Regions from separate parts of the Homo sapiens genome. Here region 1 is linked to region 2. Evidence: chromatin contacts called from ENCODE Hi-C data. All regions are on one chromosome and are shown on one strand. Each heading gives the region's core, a stretch centred on a gene start or an enhancer-like site at or near the end of the contact. The rest is flanking DNA. Distances are from core to core; before and after follow the strand shown.

The links. Hi-C counts contacts between places; a loop is a spot of excess contacts on that map. Pooled maps may share reads with other maps.
Region 1: a loop to region 2 is called in a map of vagina, with 3 times the contacts of the local background. The contact joins two enhancer-like sites. A Hi-C loop is called at or near these places in 2 of 168 maps with a recorded cell type or tissue (heart left ventricle and vagina) and 1 of 50 pooled maps.

What each region holds. Positions count from the first base shown.
Region 1 is chr11:12,246,681-12,251,575 of GRCh38, forward strand. It overlaps MICAL2 (microtubule associated monooxygenase, calponin and LIM domain containing 2), which reads left to right. Exons shown (of 28, transcript NM_001282663.2): 22 at 2,504-2,566. Among named protein-coding and RNA genes, the nearest start is that of MIR6124, 85 kb to the left of the region's middle. Within about 2 kb of position 3,076, at least 15 of the 41 ENCODE cell types and tissues checked have a DNase peak (open chromatin) inside an H3K27ac peak, as active enhancers do.
Region 2 is chr11:11,809,937-11,814,894 of GRCh38, forward strand. LOC107984311 (a long non-coding RNA gene) reads right to left here. Exons shown (of 4, transcript XR_001748134.3): 4 at 4,619-4,958. Among named protein-coding and RNA genes, the nearest start is that of MIR8070, 29 kb to the left of the region's middle. Within about 2 kb of position 3,540, at least 7 of the 41 ENCODE cell types and tissues checked have a DNase peak (open chromatin) inside an H3K27ac peak, as active enhancers do.

The DNA of each region.
Region 1 (4,895 bases), core at 1,826-4,325, 440 kb after region 2:
TCCTCAAACTTTGGGACTCGAGTGATCCTCCTGCCTCAGCCTTCCACCCCTGAGTACCTGGGACTATAGATGTGAATCACCACCCTCAGTAAACAAATATTTATTGAATGAAAATCCATTGTTAGGCATTTCAGGCTGTCAGGATATGTATTGATGAATAAGAGTTAAATCTCTGCCCTAATGAGGCTTACACCCTACAAGCCTACAACAATCAATATATCAGTAAATTATATAATGTGTTAGAGGGCAAGATAATATTTCCTATGAAAAAATTAGAGCTGGTGGTGGGGACCTGGAATGCTGGGGAGGGAAGGGTGGCAATTTTAAATGGAGTGGTTGGGTGGGGGCTGGAGAGCTCTTCCTGTGATGGTGAGAACTGAGCAGGAGCAGAGTCACAGGTAAGAAGGCAAAGGCTCAGGGAGGAGACTGGAGCCCAGCGTTCGGACTCCCAGGCCAGTGCTCTCCTGTGTCCTGCAGAAGCCACGCATGCATGGAGGCCTTGTCAGAGGCCCAGAGGCTGTGTGCATGTAAACCCTCACACTCAGGGACAGGGAGGGCTTTGGGGTGGCCAACCCCAGATCTGCTGTCCCCACCTCTACAGCTTTGTTCCTTGCTCCTCCCCAGTTGTGGTAGAACAATTGCCCCATTTTTGTTCTTTTAAAAAATTCTTTCTCCCTAGCCAGCGTTGGCCATTAGATGATGTAATTGGGCTATTTCGACAGCTTCCAACATCTTAATTATTGGCTGATGTTTCTTTCACAGTATGGCTGGGAATGATGGAGGACCTCTTAGAATGGACTCTTGGGCAAGTCACTTAGCCTCTCTGTGCCTCAGTTTCTCTGAATACCTACACTCGCAGGTTCATGCAGGTCACACTGTGAGGCCATTTTAGGCAGTTATGGATGGAGTGGTGAGTTTCTGGTTTCAAGCAGTCTTAGAAAGGATATTGCCAGCCTCACCCATTGCCTTGACTTCCCTCACTCCCCAAACTCTGCCCCACCATTGATTCAGCACTGGGCTTTGCACATGCAGAATTTGGCAGAATCACAACCACCTCTAGGGAGAGAACTGGCTGTTCCTTAAAGTAGGTGATGATTTGGTGATAAACAGATTTATTCTATCCTGGTGCAGCTCAGGGAGTTTCTCTCCTAGAGTCTGGGGCCTTAATACTTCTTCCAAACAGATTTTGGGCTGCTCTTTTTGCTCAATGGACCCAAGTTCACCTGAATTCAGGGGAGCAAGAGGAAGAAAAATGCACTTGGAAACTGATGCTTAGTCCTTGACAACTTCCTGGCAGGCAGCATGTCTCTGTTCCTGCCCTATGGTCTTCCACACTGATTCCGAGGATCCGTGAATAATAATCTCCTCATGGGAACAGACTTAGCCAAACTTACTATGAGGAGCAATTGTTACTCACAGGGATGCAAACTTGAGTTGCTGACTCCAAGACAGGGAGCCAGGGCTCTGCCTTCAGACTCCACTTGCCCGCCCTCTCAGATTGATATTCCACTTTAAAATTCAGAGTGGTGCTGTGGGTTTCTTGGCCTGAATGGTCACAGGGAGTCTTGAGGGCTCTCACGGGGGGCTCAGATCCTTGGCAGAGTCTGTCTTTCCAGGCTGTGGACTGTGAGACCTATGCCCAGTTTTATGTCCCCAGAACCATTTCCTCATCTATCCCACCAAACCAGCCCTCTTCTGTGATCTCAGCTCCCTATCAGCCGTTAGTTACTTTCGCTCTTCCAGAAGGGAGGCCACTGTGCTGCTCTGGCCCATGGAATGGCTATTGGCTGCTGGCTGTTTGCCATGCCGTTGAGCTCTTGCAGGAACAAGAAGGCACTGAGCGTTTGCACAGCTGGGCAAGTGGGAGGGGTGGGGGCCTTCACTGGGCTGGGAATTGCCCCTCAGTCCTCCAGGGTCAGAAGAGCACTGAGCATTGCAAAAGGAGCTTTCTCTACCCTTGGGGTGTTTGTTTTAAAACTGGATTTGCAGGGTTTACTCGAGAGATTTGCATAGTAGAGAGAAACAGGGAAATGCTGGGAAGTTTTGTCTGGGGCATCCCGCCTTTGTTTGACCTGGTAGGAGGATAAATCTCAGGGACAGGTCTCAAGGCTGCCTCCAACCTCACTGTTCCTCCTTCTATCCTGGGAATAGAGCTAGGCAACCTTTTGGAGGTCTCCTGTGTGCATCCCAGCTTGGGGGATTTTAATTTGCGTAGTGCTGGTGTGGAAGAAGGATATGAGTTTCAAATCAGACTTCAGTTCAGAGCACCAATTACTCACTGTGTGGCCTTGGACAAGTTTGTGAACCTCTCTGAGCATTAGTTTCTTAACCTATAAAGTGGAGAGGACAGCAACTACTCTTGAGGGTAACTGGAATACTGCAATGTCCTAACCTATGCAAAATGCCTGAAGTATCCTGTAAAGCTTCTCTTTCCCCAGTGGAAGAGAATTCGGAAAGAAAGCTTATTTACCTAAAATGCATGTTGATCCCTCTCTTTCTAAAGGAAAAGAAGTCACCTTCAGGGTTCCATTTTCATCCCAGCCATTTGAGAACAGTGCATCCTCAGGTGAGTTAGAGCCTCCCTGAACTTCAGCTGCCTCACCTGCAAAGGGGGATTATCAGACCCACCTGCAGGGCTCTGGGAGTTAAGCGCATATGATCAGCAGCAGTACAGTGCCTGGCACCAGGGGACGAAGGTGGGCAGACATGTGCTTGTACTGGGAGCTCACAGCCCCTAAGGCCTGCCTGCGTCTCAGCTCTGAACTTGTAATTTCCAGACACCCTTGAACACAGTGATTTCAGTTCTTTGCCTGCCCTCCTACCCCCAGCCCTGGGCATATGGCCGAGGAATCAGATCCAACAGGCTGTCCTCTGATGTCTTCTCATACAGGGACTCCTCAGTGAGGATGTCCTTGCCCAAGTGGATCCAACAGACCACCTCTAGCCCTACGTGTCAAAAGCTCCCCTTCCTGTGAGCCCTCTCTTCTGAGGCCCTGCACATTCTGCTCTCACTGCTGCCTTACCCACGTGGGCTTGCTCGATGCTCCTGGCAGGCTGTGTGGCCACAGGTGGCCAAACTCAGCGGAGAAGTGTAGCCGGGACACCTGGTAATCTTGGCTCAGTTCCAGGCACAGGGAGGAACGTTTCCATTGTTCTCACACAAACAGGGCCTGGAGCCTGCTTTTTCCTGCATTCGCAGTTTCTGCCTTGTGCCAGGAATGTCGAGGTGAATAAGACAGGTCACTCAGGGAGTGCAAACTGAGGAAGAGATGGGCCAGCTCGGTGCAGTGTGAGGAACGCTCTGATATCTAGGCGGGGACCATCATTCTGCGTGGGGTCACAGGATCACTTGGAAAATGCCTCTTTGTAGAGGTCTAGCCATCGTCTGCAGCCTCTGGCATGGGTGCGTGTGACAACAGCTGCGTCGCCGTGTTTCTATCTAGATTGGCTCTGGGGAGAGGAGGCAGGGAGCTCGTCCTGTGTGGGCCATGCCACTCTTGTGCAGAGGAAAGTGATTTAAGACAAGAGAGAAGTCCCAGAACATGGAAATGCAAAGCTGCACAAACGGCCGTGCTTTGTTTTAATTTTTGTGGGTACGTAGTAGGTGTATATATGCATGGGGTACATGAGATGTTTGAATACAGGCATGCAATGTGAAATAAGCACATCACAGAGAATGGGGTATCCATTCCCTCAAGCATTTATCCCAATGGCCGTGCTTTGGACTCACTATCTGCCGCGTGCCTCCTGCATGGCCCAGGTTCTTTCAGGAGTCTTTTCCTCAGCCCTGCAAGGTTGGTGGAAGTCTCTCCATTTTACAGATGAAGAAGTTGAGGCTCACAGAAGGGAAATGGCGTATGTGAGGTTAACCTCGTGTAATGTGAGATGATTGCCCTCCTGAAATGTTCTAATTAATTTGCTGAAAAATAATTAGAATTCAAAAGGCAGGAAAAGGTAATGAAAAGCACCTAAATTCTTGAAAATTACAAGAATATTGAGAGATATTTAAAGGGTTGCAAAAGCAGTCCCATGGGACTTTGAAATTACTAGTTCTTAAAAAAACTAGAGGCTGGAACATGATCATCTTTGACCAGATCATCAGATTGTCCAACTTTGCATTTAGATGAATTGTTCCCAGCCTAATTATAAGCTCTTCTCTTGACCAGCCTCCCCAGGAGTGTGGTGTCTTGCCATCAATGCATGCTTCTGTTTGGTAGGAACCACTGGACTGGCTCTAACCCTGAGGTCCACACCAGGGTGACTTATCTAGGATTTCTCCATGAGTTGAGCATTTATTTCTCAGGATCGTGAGAACCTGAGCAGTGCTACTCAAAGTGTGGGCCACAGGCAGGGACTGGGCTGTAATCCCATGATTATAGCAAGTGAGAGAGAGTAAGTGTTGGAAACTTGTAGAACCATTTGATATTGCCACACATTCAAGTGTGTGATCATATTTCTAGTTTATTTTCATTGTATCTGGAAATAACAGGCCATAATGGATTAAATGTTTAAAAAGAAAAAACCTGTCATTAGCCACAGATAGTTTGAGGAGCAGTGAGCTAAGCCACAGTGAGTTTGAGGAGCAGTGAGCTAGCAGAAGCCAGCTAGTTAGTTATATCCTCACTCTGAGAGCCGGTAAGGCCGTCCTGCTGTCAAGAAATAGAAGATAACCCTTGATGCCCAGGGCAACATTCACCTTCACATTGGCCTTTGGGGTTGGCTTCAAAGGCTCTCCCCTCATCCCAGGAGACAAGTTCTCCATCACCTTATTTCCCTGTGGCCTCTCAAAGAAGTGCTGGTCTACCTCTTGGTGATTCTGGAATGCATTTCATCAGGTTGGGAAGGGCAGGTAGGAGACCCAGTACTGATTTCCTTAAGGGTGCTTCCATTTCACT
Region 2 (4,958 bases), core at 2,290-4,789:
CAGCCTTGAAAGAGTCCACATACCTGGCACATATACACCATGGAATATTATGCAGCCATAAAAAATGATGAGTTCATGTCCTTTGTAGGGACATGGATGAAATTGGAAATCATCATTCTCAGTAAACTATCGCAAGAACAAAAAACCAAACACCGCATATGCTCACTCATAGGTGGGAATTGAACAATGAGATCACATAGACACAGGAAGGGGAACATCACACTCTGGGGACTGTTGTGGGGTGGGGGGAGGGGGGAGGGATAGCATTGGGAGATATACCTAATGCTAGATGACGAGTTAGTGGGTGCAGCGCACCAGCGTGGCACATGTATACATATGTAACTAACCTGCACAATGTGCACATGTACCCTAAAACTTAAAGTATAATAATAAAAGAAAAACAAAAACAAAAAAAGAGTCCACATACCATTGCCCGCCCATTGTCCTCACCCCGTGTGCATTACAATCACATTGGGCTTTTGGATGAGGCAAGTCTTATGTGAGTCTTCTTTTAGAGTAACTTGTCGGGCATAAAGTACCCACAGATGAGCTTGACCTGGCGCCAGAATAGTTGTTTATTCCCCGGAAATGTAAAAGTGTTTCCTACCCTGACATTGCCCCCCATCCTCCAACCACATCAGTCTGGCTCTTGTACACTGGGTACCCTCTTCCCAGTCCTTCCTGCTCCTCAGAACGATAGACTTCTCTCTCTGCCCAGATACCCAGCCACTACACATCTAGTATCCAGTCTCTTGGACCCTGAGGGCTTGGAAAGAAAATGTGGGCTTCACCAGTCTCCCTGCGGACTGCGAGCGCCAGAACACAGAGCAGCTTGCCTCCTTTCCCAGAGAATCCCGAGGATCTTGCCTTCATTCTCTTTGCTTTAACACCTGTTTGGTGCTGAAGGGCTGGGAGGTTTGCAGCCACGATCCTGTGATTAACGATACCGGAGCTGAAGCTGTGAAACTTCACCAGACTGCCCTTTATAGACTTGCAGGACGGAAGTCTTGGGGAGCATTCCTTTTATGGGTGACAGAATGAAGGAAGCCCAGAAAGTTAACTGACTCATTCGAGATGACAGAGGACCGCAGTGATAGAGGAAGGACTATCTCAGTTCCCAGCTCAGCACCCCTTTCGCTGGAGGGCCTTATTAATTAACATCATCTAAATACTTTCTGTGTATTTTTAAGAAGTGGCTTTGGCTCTATCTATTCCACTTACTATTTTAACAAAGACGGTCCCTAAAAATGAAATGCCCACCCCACTTAGGTACAGCAGATCTTCCCTTCGATGCCTAACTGCATATGGAAAAGCTGGCCTCACCACATCCTCTTCCTGCAGAGGGCGAGGACTCGCAGGACAAAACTTGGTTTCCTTCCATTCTCTGCTCCTCGGGAGGGCCTGGGCTCGCTAGGTGTAGAACAAGGAGAAAGGGGTAGAGGGGAAGAGTCGGGTCGAACCCCAGCGAGGGACCCGGCCTTCCCTGGAGGAGAGGATCGTACTCGCGCCAGGAGTATGGACTCACCCAGGGAGTGCTTGGGCGGAGAAGCAGCCTCTGCTCCAGGCCTTCCGCTGCGGCACCTAAAGAGGCCGGGCGGCCCAGAGGCCCGCAAGCCACGCCCCCTTCCAGGCCCCGCCTCCGTTTGGCCACTCCCCTTGCTGTCAGCTCTTCCACCAGTTCCTGCCCCTGCCCCTTTCCTCCCACGCATCCGCACCCGAGCAGCCCCACCTGCTAAGCCACGCCCCCTGTCCTGTGCTGTCCTGCACTCCCAGGTGCCCCACGCTTTCCCACCCTCCCAGTCAACCGGCGCAGGGAGCCTCATCATTATTAGTGCGTGGACAATCACATGTAACAAAATGAGCTAACGTGCAGTTATCTACCAGGTGCCAGGCTCTGTCCTAAGTGTTCTACACATAAACGTTAAGTTACCAGTATTGTGCTTATTTTATAATTGGGAGACTGAGACATAGGTTGGTTAAAAAGTTTAAGACTTTTGGCTGGGCGCGGTGGCGCAAGCCTGTAATCCTAGCACTTTGGGAGGCCGAGGCGGGTGGATCACGAGGTCAGAAAATCGAGACCATCCTGCCTAACACGGTGAAACCCTGTCTCTAGTAAAAATACAAAAAATTAGCTGGGCGTGGTGGCGGGCGCCTGTAGTCCCAGCTACTCGGGAGGCTGAGGCAGGAGAATGGCGTGAACCCGGGAGGCAGAGCTTGCAGTGAGCAGAGATCGCGCCACTGCACTCCAGCCTGGGAGACAGAGTGAGACTCAAAAAAAAAAAAAAGTTCAAGACTTTTTAAAAATAAAATGTGGTGTATCCATACAGTGGAATACTATTCAACAATAAAAAGAAATAAACTACTGATGCACTCAGTAACATGGCTCAATCTCAAAAACACCATGCTATGTGAAAGAAGCCAGACACAAAAGAGAACACACTAATTCCATTTATATGAAAATCTAGGAAAGGCAAAACTCTAGTGACAGAAAACAGAGTAGAAGTTGCCTAGGACCAGAGATGGGACAGAAAGGAACTTTTTGGAGCAAAGAAACTATTCCAAAACTTGATTGTGATGGAGGTTGTACACATCCCCACTGCACATTTACCCAAACTAATTAAAGTGTACACTTAAAAATGGGTGATTTATGTGGTAGGCTGAGTATACCTCAATGCACTGCAAACAATAATTATTATAAAAGGGAAGAGGAACAAAAGGGAATCCTGGGAACACCAAGGATAAGTAGACAATGAGACAACAGGAAAGGAGGAGAGGAGAAGTCGGAGAGATGGAAGAAGGAAGACAGCAAAGACGCCAAGTGAGACGCCCGCACCTGGTGCATCGTAGTTGCAGGATAACGACTTGCTGAATGCAAGGTGGAGCCGTGTCCCTAGGAGGGAAGTGCTCAACAGGTCACAGAGAAGTTGTGGAGGATGAGAACTCTAAAGAGGCCACTGGAGGCTGGGCGTGCTGGCTCACACCTATAATCCCAGCACTTTGGGAGGCTGAGGCAGGCAGATCACCTGAGGTCAGGAGTTCAAGACCAGCCTAGCCAACATGGTGAAACCCAATCTCTAACAATAATACAAAAAAATTAGCCGGGCATGGTGGTGCACACCTGTAATCCCAGCTACTCGGGAGGCTGAGGCAGGAGAATTGCTTGAACCCGGGAGGCAGAGGTAGCAGGGAGCCGAGATCGTGCCACTGCCCTCCAGCCTGGCCAGGCGACAGTGAGACTCTGTCTCAAATAAATAAATAAATAAATAAATAAAGTTAATTTAATAAAGTTCATTTGTATGAAAATATTTTGAAATATTTTTAATAGTACTTGACCAATGGCTTCCAAAAGGGAGTTAATAATGATCTGTCCAGTGTTCTCATCTTTTGAGATACAGGCTCATGACCTTGGAAGGGTGGCAATCATAGAAGATATGTCCTCTGCAGTGTGAAGTTTCTGACACTGGTTTACATGAGTATGATTAGCAGTGTACTGTGGTATTCAGTGAAGCTGGCCAACAGTGTAAGCATTCCAAAGTTCATGCTTTGGCCTGGAGGACCTGAGTCACAATGACTGACGCAAGACAGTATTGCCCAGAAGTTATGGGCTGGTGGGCTGATTAATGGTCTCAGCATGAAGCTTTGGGTCTCTAACCCTGACAGATCATTAGCTCCCAGCAAATGTCCAGCCTCTGAAGGTCGTGGTTATTATTACAAACCAATAGATACATGAATTACATAAAACAAAGCAAATGACCTTTTTATGTGCTAGGGATATTTAAAAACTAAGCTGTATATTTCCGTGAATACAGAGTCTGTTTGGAGCATAAATCTTTGCTGAACTTTCACAAAGCAAAAGCAGAGACTGAAGAACCATACTTCACTGTTAATGTCTCATTAAATTTTAACCACTGCAGTCATGGTTAAGGAGATATTTTTATTATAATCCAGCATTTTCAGGACCTTACAATTTAACTTAGTTCCACATTCTCTTTTGGTGAATTAATTATTTTTATATTGGTCTCTCACTCAAGAAATATGAATGTTTGAAGTTTGATAAAACTTAATCAGTACTTAAGGTAATTTAAATGTTAGAAAAGAGAAAATCCTCACATACAGAGTAATATATTATTATATGGGGAAACTATTAAGCCCCTATTGGGAACAAACATTGTTCAGCCTCTGTTTCTCTGTTGAGTACAGTATGTTTCAGTGAAAAATACATACGGTACCACCATAAACTGGTGGTATGTAAGGCCAGGCACTGTGGCTCACACCTGTAATCCCAGCATCTTGGGAGACCGAGGCAGGCAGATTGCTTGAGCTCAGGAGTTCAAAACCAGCCTGGGTAACATGGTGAGACCCTGTCTCTACCACAAGTACAAAAATTATCCAGGTGTGGTAGCACATGCCTGTGATCCCAGCTACTCAGGAGGCTGAGGCGGGAGGCAGGAGGATCGCTTGAGCCCGGGAGGCAGAGGTTGCAGTGAGCCAAGATCACGCCACTGCACTCCAGCCGGGGTGACAGAGGGAGACCCCATCTCAAAAATAAAACAAAACAAACAAACAATCAGAAACTCTATAGTATGTGAAAAGGAAACCAAAAGCACTACTGGAATCATTGTCTACTTGTTTAGTTCTACTTTACCTGGGGGTCGGGGGGTTGGGCTAACAAAAAGGGACAAATGAAAACAGGGTAGACGGCAACAATTCCACTAATAAGGACCACGTTAGTTACTGGGATGGGGCTGGGGATCAGAGCTCCTTGGTACTAAGGCCCAGAGGGAAACTTCATAACCAGATGTAACTGTCATCAGAAAGGGGAAAATGTGGGAGGTCCTTCAGGAAAACAAACTATTGAAGTTTAGAAGCCTGTTAAAGTTTAATCATGTCCCATTCTCTTTGGCCATTAGACTGTGGTACCTTAGTGACACTTTGTTATAGACTGAATTGTAGCCCAT